Regions from separate parts of the Homo sapiens genome. Here region 1 is linked to region 2. Evidence: read pairs that join two places in POLR2A ChIA-PET (ENCODE). Cell type or tissue: MCF 10A. All regions are shown on one strand. Each heading gives the region's core, and the rest is flanking DNA. Links, peaks and the distances in the headings are about the cores only.

Region 1 (5,384 bases), core at 59-5,058, 240 kb after region 2:
TAGTCACACAAAACCACGGATAAAATTTCAATAACTGCAGGCCACAGTTGAGTAAACAGTTGCACTGAAATTTAATTCCTGTTGACTTTTCCCCCATTCCTCGCCAGGGGCACATTCAGATTCCGTAGTACAAAGACAACAGGGGTTACAGCTTTGATTAATGTAGGACAGTGGAAGAGAATTAGAACTGTAAAATATGTTAGAAGTCCATGGAACACAAAGATCTGGCTTAAAAGGGCCTGGTATAAAAACGAGTTAATTACGCTGTGTGTTATATTGAATGTTGGAGGATTTTCCAGTTGCACCAATACCATCATTGAGGATACGGGGAGAGTTTTTACTCAGTGCCAGGATATAAAATAAATAAATGCAAACCTTTCCATGTTTGCTTCATATTATCAAAGATAATTACAAATTACAGCAAATGCCGTTTTCAGAATGGGAGGGCCCTGACAAAGATTCACTATGGAGTGCACTAGTTCCATAGTGAGTTTTGTTTATAGGTTGGCTTAATTGCGTTCAAATGGTATTGTCATTTCTAAAAATTAGTTAGTTGACAACCTAGAGAAATGGGGCAAATCTGGCTTTTCCATCTTCTTTTGAAAAATTAGAATATCTGGTAACCTTGGGCTGATAGTCCCACAACGGCAACAATTGTTGGGAGATGAATTGCTATTGAAGACAGGGAGCCCTCCAGCCTGCTCTCGTTCCCACCAGCAGCATTGCTCATTTATGCCTCTAGGTAGCGGAGTTGGCGATTCTGGGCTGGAAGGTAGACTCATCACTCAGAAGCCATCAGCCCAAGAGAGGTGCTGCCATTAGCTGGTAGAGCCCGCCAACACACTCACAAACTGTCTTTCTTCCTCAAGACTAAATGTATTATCTCTGTAATGTTTCAACTCTATTTATGTCTGAGCCATGAAACTATTATAACAATAGTTTTCTAATAATATAATTTGATAGAGTTTCTGAACATTTTCTTTTATCTGTTGAGTAATTCTTTACCCGATACCATAACTGCTTTTTATTTCCTATTATCCCTGCACCATTTCTATGTCTGTAAAAGTTGTATTGGATGTGCACTGCTCCATTATGAAACTCAGCAACAAATACTATTAGCAATTACTAAAGTTTTTTTTTTCCTTAAAGAAAGGATTTTAAAATGTCCAGAACAATTTCATAAACTGTGTGGATTAATGCATTTTAAAAGTCTTGAATTTTAGAAAGCAGAATTTTATTTCCATATTGCTGCAAATGAGAGCTTTTTCAGATAAGCATATTACATAGAGCATAATGTTTAGAAGTTTCTCCATATACAGCATATGCTGTCAGGTCAATTAACAGAATGCATACTAGAAAATGTTTATTCAATAAAAATGAATAGCTGTTAAATAAAACAGCTATTTCTTAACAACATTCCATTTAATGATGAGGTTTTTGTGGGGTTTCTTTCTTTCTTTTTTTTTTTTTTTTGGTACCACCTGGCAGTTTTATTGTCTGCAAGTCAGTATAGAGAGAGCTTTGGTTGCTGCAGTTCTGAGGTGTGGCTATCATTTTATATGAAGAGAGCAGTTTAGAGGGAATCTGTGAGAAAAAACTTTTAAGATATGCCATATTTAGAATTTGAACATGTATTATTTAGAAAGTGTGGATAAGCAAAGTGTTTACTTCCCGTGGCTTCTTTCTTTGACATCTGGTTTAAGGTGTTGGGTCTTGTGGCCCAGAAGACAGTGAGTATGTTTTAAGTTAACAATGTAAAAGAAGGAGAGAAAATGTGAAATGACTAGCAAGGAGGTGGGAACGGTAGATAGGGAACTTCTCTTGAAAAAGAAGAAGGGGAGTAAAGAGGACCCATCGGGTTGAATTTTTCCAATGAACCATTGAAGGAGGTCAAAGATTAGTCATTTCCCAGAACGCAAGAAGCTCAGAGAAATGGGTGGGACTCAGGCAAAGAGTCTAGTTATGTACATTCAAAGGGGATGTAGAGGCTGTCTGTGGTGGCTCATGCCTGTAATCCCAGCACTTAGGGAGGCCGAGGCGGGCTGATCACTTGGGGCCAGGAGTTGGAGACCAGCCTGGCCAACATGGCAAAACCCCATCTCTACTAAAAATACAAAAATTAGCTGGGCATGGTGGTGCACGATTGTAGTCCCAGCTACTCAGGAGGCTGAGGCAGGAGAATCACTTGAACCTGGGAGGCAGAGGTTGCAGTGAGCCAAGGTTGCACCACTGCACTCCAGCCTGGGCGACAAAGTGAGAATATGTCTAAAAAAAAAAAACAAATAACGGCTGGGCGCAGTGGCTCACGCCTGTAATCCCAGCACTTTGGGAGGCTGAGGAGGGCAGATCACGAGGTCAGGAGATTGAGACCATCCTGGCTAACATGGTGAAACCCCGCCTCTACTAAAAAATACAAAAAATTAGCCGGGTGTGGTGGTGGGCGCCTGCAGTCCCAGCTACTCTGGAGGCTGAGGTAGGAGAATGGCGTGAACCTGGGAGGCGGAGCTTGCAGTGAGCCGAGATCCCACCACTGCACTCCAGCCTGGGCAACAGAGCAAGACTCCGTCTCAAAAAAAAAACACAAATAAACAACAACAACAACAACAACAAACAAAGGGGATGTAGAAAATACAGTGCCAGAGGAACCTGAGAGAATCAGGAATTGATATCCCAGGGTCCTCTGAACATGGGAAATGGTATTTGAGGGACCATAGTATCAGTGTTTTAAGTGGGGGAGGAGGGTAGAAATACTTTTTTCTTTTCAGCATAAAGAAATATACAAGCAGGCTGCGTGCAGTGTCTCATGCCTGTAATCCCACCATTTTGGGAGGGCAAGGCGGGCAGATTCCTTGAGCTGAGGAGTTTGAGACTAGCCTGGGCAGCATGGCAAAACCTCGTCTCTACAAAAAATGCAAAAGTTATCTAGGGGTGATGGCACATGCCTGTGGTCCCAGCTACTCATGAGGCTGAGGTGGGAGGATCCCTTGAGCATGGGAGGTCGAGGCCGCAGTGAACTGAGATCTTGCCACTGCACTCCAGCCTGGGCTGGGTGACAGATTGAGACCCTGTTTCAAGAAACAAAAAATACACAAGCAAATGAAAATTATTTTCTTCACATTCAAAATGGCAAAATCCATCCCTTCATTAGTTTTTGTTAGTGAAATTGCTGGTGGACATTGAGTAGAAGAAGAAAGCTGTCTCACAAACATTTCCAGCTTTTTAACTGCCTCTGTGAGAAACAATGCCTGCAAGAAATAGCTGTTGGTGTCTGTACTGGCAGCAACCACCACTGGATGAAGGTGCTTATTGCATCTCATTCTTTGGATCTCATTTTTACCCATAGGCCTCTGGGGCACCATATTAAAATTCCAGAGGCCATTCCTGGCCTTGTTTCATACCTTATGGGAAATGACGCAGGTTATATGGTATGGATCTATAGGTGTAAAGACTGGGTAGCAATGGCTGGATTGGCCGTACCATTCTACCACTTTTTTCTTTGAAAAAGGTGGCTTATGAACTTTGTTAGAAATGCCCTCAATTGGCCTTTCCCGTTGTAGCTGCTGGAGACTGACTGTGTCTGAAAGGAGGGTCTCTTGATGCTGACAGGGAAAAGCTGATCAGCACCTCTGTGTCCTAGAAGGGGAACTTCCAGAAAGGGGGCATAGAAGAAGGTATTATTAGTATTTATTGAATGCTTTCATGGGGCCAGGTACTGTGCTGGGGGCTAGCACCTTCCCTTGCTAGTAGGTAAAAACCCAGCTGTAATTTTAAAGGAATTGCTATGCTGAGATACACTTTTATTGAAGACCTTGCATAGTTCAAATAACGTGAAAAGTATTGATGGTCAAAAATATTTTGTGTAGGAATCAATGCCACCAAAATGTTAGTGATAACCGTACAAACAAATTGAAACAAAACTGAGACAGGATTCAGATAATTCTGACAAATAAAGAAAAAGCAGCCACAACACTGACCCCCCAACATGTTCTTAATTCCCTTTGGGGCTGTTTCTAGAAAAGGCATATTTCACCCTGAATGCTAAATTTAGTTCTCTACTCTGTTAGTTTAGACCTGCCTTCCATCAAAATATTGTTGTCAAAGATTTATGTAACTTGTGATTTGAGCCTTGTATGAAATTCTTTCAAGTTTTGATTACTAAACAGTTATGTGTCATTAATCTCTCCATTGAAAATTAAAATGGCACAAGAAGCAAAAGAAGAAAAAAGACCTGTAACAGAGGAGAATGTGGTAATAGAAAGCCAGGTGCCACATTTCATTATGAGTGAAGTGTACCCTCTTGACTTCAAGAGAAAGCTTTGCCACTTTGAAAAGATAATTTTAAGCCCTGACCGGTGAGCTAATAAAAATAATCATAAAAAAAGAACGCCCTATCTCTTGTCTACTCACAAGTCTGTTTTTGAACTTTCAGGAGGTATGACTTTAATGGTAATTTGTTGACAGATTAGTTTCAGTGATTGCCAAGAGTTTGTTTTTGCAGAACTGGCAGGTCCTATCTGCTCTCTGAAGGCAAGGAACCTACTTTGCTGTTTTGCAATGGCTTGCGTTTATCAACAACTAGTGCTGAGCAGGCAGAATTGGAATGTTTATATAATGTAAACCTATAGCTCGCCTGATGGAGTCTAGTGTACTTTTAGGTAGTGCATAGATTACTTGATAAAAAGGGTTACAAGGTGACTGCTTTTATGACAAAGAAGAATAGCAATATAAATGCCAGTGGTACACTGAGCCACAAGAAGGAAGTTTATGTAGGGAATTGAACCCCATGTTAGAAAGTTTCTTTTCATCACTTTGTCTTTGAACTCAAATCTATTGTAATTATGAAGTGTTACTTGTAACATTCCAGAGACCCTTTGCTAAATACTGTGTTTGATTTGATTCATAAAAATAGAGCCACATTATCTCCCCTCCCCTGCCGACAAGAAAATGTCATGAAGAGTTTCCCATACTGACCTTGTCTCAGCTTTGTTGCAAGTGGGCTCATAAGTGAGCTCCACTAGAAAACAGCTGCAATTTATTTCTTTGATCATTTGCATATTTTCATTTAACTTTTTCTTTTTTTTTTTTTTTTTTTTTTTGGAGATGGGGTCTAGCTCGGTCACCCAGGTTAGAGTACAGAGAGTACAGGGTTGCGATCATGGCTTACATGGCTTACTGAAGGCTTTACCTCCCCGGGCTCAAGCGATTCTCCCACCATCAGGCTTCTGAGTTGCTGGGACGGCAGGCCAGCTGTTTTTTTTTTGTTGTTGTTTTTCTTTTTGTTTTCCTGTAGAGATATGGGTCTCACTATATTGCCTAGGCTGGTCTTGAACTCCTGGGCTCAAGCGATCCTCCTGCCTCAGCCTCCCAAAGTGCCAGGATTACAG
Region 2 (5,384 bases), core at 139-5,138:
CGGCAACAGGAATTGCACATATGATGGTGTTTAAATTTAGTCTTTTTAAAAAAATCACTCTATAGCTTTGGTTTTCCATAGACACTACACAATGAAGTCAGAATAAATACCTGGAAAGAAAAATAAAGTCAGGAAAAAGCCAGGAGGCCTGGATTCTGAATTTGACCCAAGGTCATCGGGTGACTTGGAAAAGTTAGTCTCCATTCGTCTTTGGTGTGTTTTGTTGCCTGTGAAATGAGTTTGCAGGTAGGAGTTCTGAAGTTTCTATTAACTTTAGCAAATACCTTTGGAAATATGTTTAGTTGTAGTAAGTATTCAAACCAGGCAATGGGGCTGTGTGGGACCAGATGGACCAGGGTTTGAATCTCTGCTTCGCCACTTACTTGGTTCGCGACCCTGGAAAATTACCAGATCTCTTGGACCCTCAGGTTTTCTATCTGTAAATTGGGCAAAAGTCATGGTAAGAATTGAGTGCCTGAAGCTCGTAGCTTAGCTAAGTGCCTAGCATGGTATGAGCACTGAGTCATCCAGGCCAGCTCTTATTAGGAGTATTCACTGGAGTGAAAAGTTAAGTCGCTGAGAAAACCACACAGGTACTTCCTGGGCAAGCATCTTCTCACACATTGCCACTTATTCTCGCACTCTGTCTATGGAGAATAAGGCTTCCTCATCCATGAAGCCTTCCCTGATTTCCTGCCCACCAACCAGAGAACGGCCACTGAACTCTGCTCCCATTGGAGATTTGTGATACTCCTCAAGAGTGGATTCCTTTTGTCTGTGCTGTCTTTGCATGGCTCATTTGCAGATCGACCTGCCTCCCTAGATTGCCTGAGCTTGCTGCATGCACGCAAGGGACATGTCCACCGGCTCATCTTCCACCACTCACCTCCCTGCCTGGTTCTGTCCACCATGCACCTTCTAAATGCTTTGTTGCAGTAAAATCAAAGTGGTGGGGTAGAATGTCTAGGAAAGTGTTTCATATAAATTGGAGGGGCCCATTGGTACAGGTGCCATATTTCCCGGTGGTTGTGGCTACTGCGTTGCTCTAAAGTCAGTGACCTGTAAGGCCTTCCCCTGTGGCCATTCTTGCCATAGAAACATGGGCCTGCCCCCCGCCGCCTCCCCTCCCCCAACAGCCCATGAGTTTGGGTGACAGACACCATAAGGCAGAGTTTAAGCCTCTTTTCCAACGTGGCAGAATGAGATGCTTTCTCTCTTTATTTTCCTAGAATCTGGGCAGGTAGTTTCCTCTTTTAGGGATAAGTCTGGGAGCTTGAAGTATAGAAGACCCTGAGATTGAAAATTTAAAATTCAATGTTGTTTTAAATCAAAGCAGGTTAAATAAGGAACCAAATAATTTCTAGAATAAATGGTAAAGAATGGACCCTACTGTAAGTGAAGTAACATGCGGATGACTCCTGTTTTTTTTTTTTCTTTCTTTCCTCTTGAACTTGGGATCCCTGCATATCACAGACAAGCATCAAAACCCAAGATTCAAATCTGTTACTGAATCCATTCCAGAAAAGTGGGGAAAAGCTACCAATTTGTCATCTGTTATAAAATTTCATAACCTTTCTTTTTCTGATATTTTGTACTATTATTCATTCGGCTTGCAATACTGCACCAGATTTGCGCCTGCTCATTTTACTGTGTGTGCATGGCTGTGGTCTTTATTTTATAAGTAAGGACCGTCGGATTGAGTTAGCAATGCCGAAATCGCTCACGCTGCAAAGTCCTCGAGTCAGGCTTTCCGTGGTATGGGCTGGCTATTTTGGGGTATGGTCAGGAGGGAGCCTGTAAAAAACCTGAATTGTCTCATTCCCAGGGTGGTCTTTCTCTGTCGAGGTTGTGGTCATTGTAGCAAGGCAATTTGAGAAAACCTCTCGTATCACTTCCTGTGTGAGCTTGGATGGAGGAAAAAGGAATCTTCATTTCCGAAAGTTGCCAGTTTTTCTAGCTTCCCAGTAGAGCAGAAGTAGCTTGGAAAGATTTTGAATTTTGTTTTTCACTGGATATGCAAATATGTTTGAGGAATGCTGGTAATGGGCTTGTCTTGAGGTTTTAGAGTGAGGAATAAACCACACATCATTTTTGATTGTATTTAATAAAGTGAATGAAAAAAGCCACCAACCAGGTGAGTGAGATCAGGCACCGTGGGGTGATTTAGCTGTCTTTCAATGACGGTGATTCTTGAAGACGAGTTCCTCGGAAAGTCTTATTTTGAGGGTTTCACCAAATTTTAGCTCAATATTTAGTTAACACAGACGAATCATTATGGAACATGTTAATTCTGTTTTTCCATTTTTATACAATCAGTCTAACATTTCCTTTTCAAATACAATACTCTTTCAGGTTTTGCTCCTAAGCTTTTTCTAACTTTCTATTTCTATTTCAATATTTTCTGCCACCCAGACATCAACAGATGGACAGGGACGTTTCAGTACCCCCCCTCCCGCCCCCCCACCCCCAAGTTCTCACGAGCAGCACACACAAGTGCTGAGTTCCGCCTCGCTGCCTGCTTCTTGGCACAGGCCTTTGATTCCTGAAATGCTCAGAGCAAACCAAGAAAAAAAAAGTGTTTCTCAGGTGAGCCTGTCCAAGAAGTTTTTTTCCTTAAAGAATAATTTCTTTTCCTGCTGTTCTTCCTCCCCACACTTCACCAAAAAGGGTGAAGACAGACAGAACCCAGACCCTCCCATAGTTTTCCTTCAGTGTCCCCTTGGGAATGATGTCACCTTGGTCTGGTTGCCCCCACCCATGGGCGAGGTTGTGGGTGATAACTCCATGGGCCATGCAGAGCATGAGGGCAGCCTGCATGAAGCCGGAACTCCCATCCACCTTCTCGTCCCCAGCCTGTGCCTTGGTTCTGATGCCTTCCCCTCGTGCTTGCCGGCTGTAATAACGGAAATAGCAAAAAATGTCAGCCGACTACTGTCTGCATGTCGGCACTAGTCCAGGGAGTTTCAAAGGGATGTTTTATTGATTCTGTAATTGCACAGTAGAATGGACGAGCTGAACGGGACCTCAGGGCCAGGAAAGCCCCGGCTTCAGCAGTGCCTCCTGGCCGAGCCAGGTTGTGGGGAGAGCTCACTGAGCAGTTGCAGCCCAAGGTGAAGTGTGTGCTTAACCCCTTCTTTCCAATGTTCCCCTTCAAGTTTCTTTTGTGTGTATGTGTGTCCAGGCCACATCTCATTGTAGGGATCACAAATGTTTAATTTCCTTTGAATCTCATGACCTGCCTAACTATTATTGTTTTATGACTCTGCTTCTTGAAGGGCTCTTTTCAAACCTTGGGCATGAAAGACATTTCATAGGGGGGCCTCTTTAGAACAATGGACTCTCAATAGGGACTTCTCATGACATTAAAAACCAGAAGGCAGGCCTCTGAACAAGACTTGTTAAGATACAGTAGCCCATTCTCTGCTAATAAGCTGATTGCTTTCCAAACCCGAAGGGGTGGACCAAGCTGTTTTGCCAAAACAATTGGAAATTAGCTCTGTCAACTTCTACTGCTGCCATATTTTGCACTGGCATGCATATCTGTACTGTTCCCATTAATTTGGTTACAGCAGGAAACATTTGGAACAAGGGCGTTTTTAAAACCAAAAAGGGATTGCAGAGGACTTGACAGAGTGTCCCACTTGGAGGTTAGGCGGGCAGGAGACACAGTTTCCAGAATTGCTTCATAATATCTTCCTGATCTTCATGGTCCTGTTGGGCAGAATGATGTTCAGTCTTTTCTTCCTGAATGCCTTGTTCTGAGGGTATGAGGGCTTTGAATGTAGATGGGACAGTCTCACCCTCCTACGGGAGGAAAAGGGCTCTTCCCTTATCACACAGTATTTATCAACTTGATTAAAAGCTATGATAGCAGTGCCTGAAGATGGGACTTGTTTCTGACTTAATTTACCCTCCTCTCTCCCAGTTCCACTCTTTACCTCAGTATAGAGGACTCTGAGATAGCCCTGTTTTGAGCTGATCTTTTTCTTGGAATTCATTTTCAGGTTCCTGGAAGATATTTTCACAAAGAATCCCCCCTGACCTTCATTCAGATCTCCACATAGGCATTTCTGAGATGGGATTTGTCATCTTTTCTTTGGTGCCTGCTCATCTTCCTGGGTTGCCTGCATTTGCTGATTTCATCCTCATCTGTCCAGTCATTCATGCCTGAAAGCCAGGCATCCTCTTTATTGTTTTTGACCCCTCACCCCTCATGTTCCCTTAGTTCCTGAATCCTGTGACTTCCGTCCATCGCTTGTATCATTCTCCTTCCTGAGCATCTCCTCTCATTCTGGTCCTTGGTATGTTTTGTCCATACAATTGTGATAGCCTGAGGCTGACAACTCTGCCTTTATATGTCCCTCCTGGAAGAACCCAAATCATATCACGTGTGTTTGTTCAGAACCTTCAGTAGCTCCTTTTTTTCACAAGAGAGCCCAGGCTCCCTAGCCCGGCATCCGGGGCCTTCTGTGATCTCCTTGCAAACTCCATCTGCGGCATGGTTTCCAGTTCTCGCTAGCTTTACGCTTTACATGCCCTTCGCTGCAGCCAGACCCTCTCCGTAGGATACCTCTAATATCACTGACACTCTCCTGCGCGTGTGTCCCTGCTCCTTTTGCTCTGTGTGAAATGCTTTGTCTCCCTTCTCCGTTTTGTATCCATTTATTCATTCATGTATTCTGCAGCCATGGATTGAGTACTATATTTGTGCCAGACCCTGGGCTACATATTAGATATATGGTGGTGACCCAAACAGCTGCGATTCCTGCCTTTATGATCTGTTAAGGGAAGAGTCAAATAATAAATAAACCAAGAGAGACATAAAAGCATAAATTGGGGTGATTATATGAAAAAAAAAATGCATCTGATTTTTTTTTTTTTTTTTGAGATGGAGTCTCGCTCTGTCACCCAGGCCAGAGTGCAGTGGTGCGATCTTGGCTCACTGCAGCCTCTGCCTCCCAGGTTCAAACGATTCTCCTGCCTTAGCCTCCTGAGTAGTTGGGATTACAGGCATGTACCACCATGCCCGGCTAATTTTTGTATTTTTAGTAGAGATGGGGTTTCACCATGTTGGTCAGGCTGGTCTCGAACTCTTGACCTTGTGATCTGCCTGTCTTGGCCTTCCAAAGTGCTGGGATTACAGGCGTGAGCCACCGCGCCTGGCTGCATCTGATGTTTTAAGAGACAGTGCAAGAAGGGGAACTATTTTAGAAGGACTTCCCAAGAAGGTAATTTTTAAGTGAAGTGTTGGAGGATGAGAGGAAGAACACCATGCATAGAATTGAGAAAGAGCCTTTTAGGCAGAGGAGACCTTGAGGTGGGATGAGCGTGTGTGGAAGGGATGGAAAAACTCTAGCACTTTCCCTGTTAAGTTTCCATTTTTC

What was found. Peaks named below come from ENCODE experiments on the same cell type or tissue, not always from the same donor. Only the 100,000 strongest peaks of a DNase experiment are listed, where the experiment ranks them.
Region 1: POLR2A ChIA-PET joins it to region 2 with 5 read pairs; 3 of 35 experiments call an interaction of 5 or more read pairs at or near these places.

The regions. Positions count from the first base shown.
Region 1 is chr3:71,190,351-71,195,734 of GRCh38, reverse strand. All of the region lies in intron 6 of FOXP1 (forkhead box P1), which reads left to right. Among named protein-coding and RNA genes, the nearest start is that of FOXP1-AS1, 97 kb to the left of the region's middle. In MCF 10A, for the core only: no CTCF peak of the experiment used is centred there; no DNase peak of the experiment used is centred there.
Region 2 is chr3:71,426,562-71,431,945 of GRCh38, reverse strand. All of the region lies in intron 3 of FOXP1 (forkhead box P1), which reads left to right. Among named protein-coding and RNA genes, the nearest start is that of MIR1284, 110 kb to the left of the region's middle. In MCF 10A, for the core only: no CTCF peak of the experiment used is centred there; a DNase peak (open chromatin) is centred at 2,955.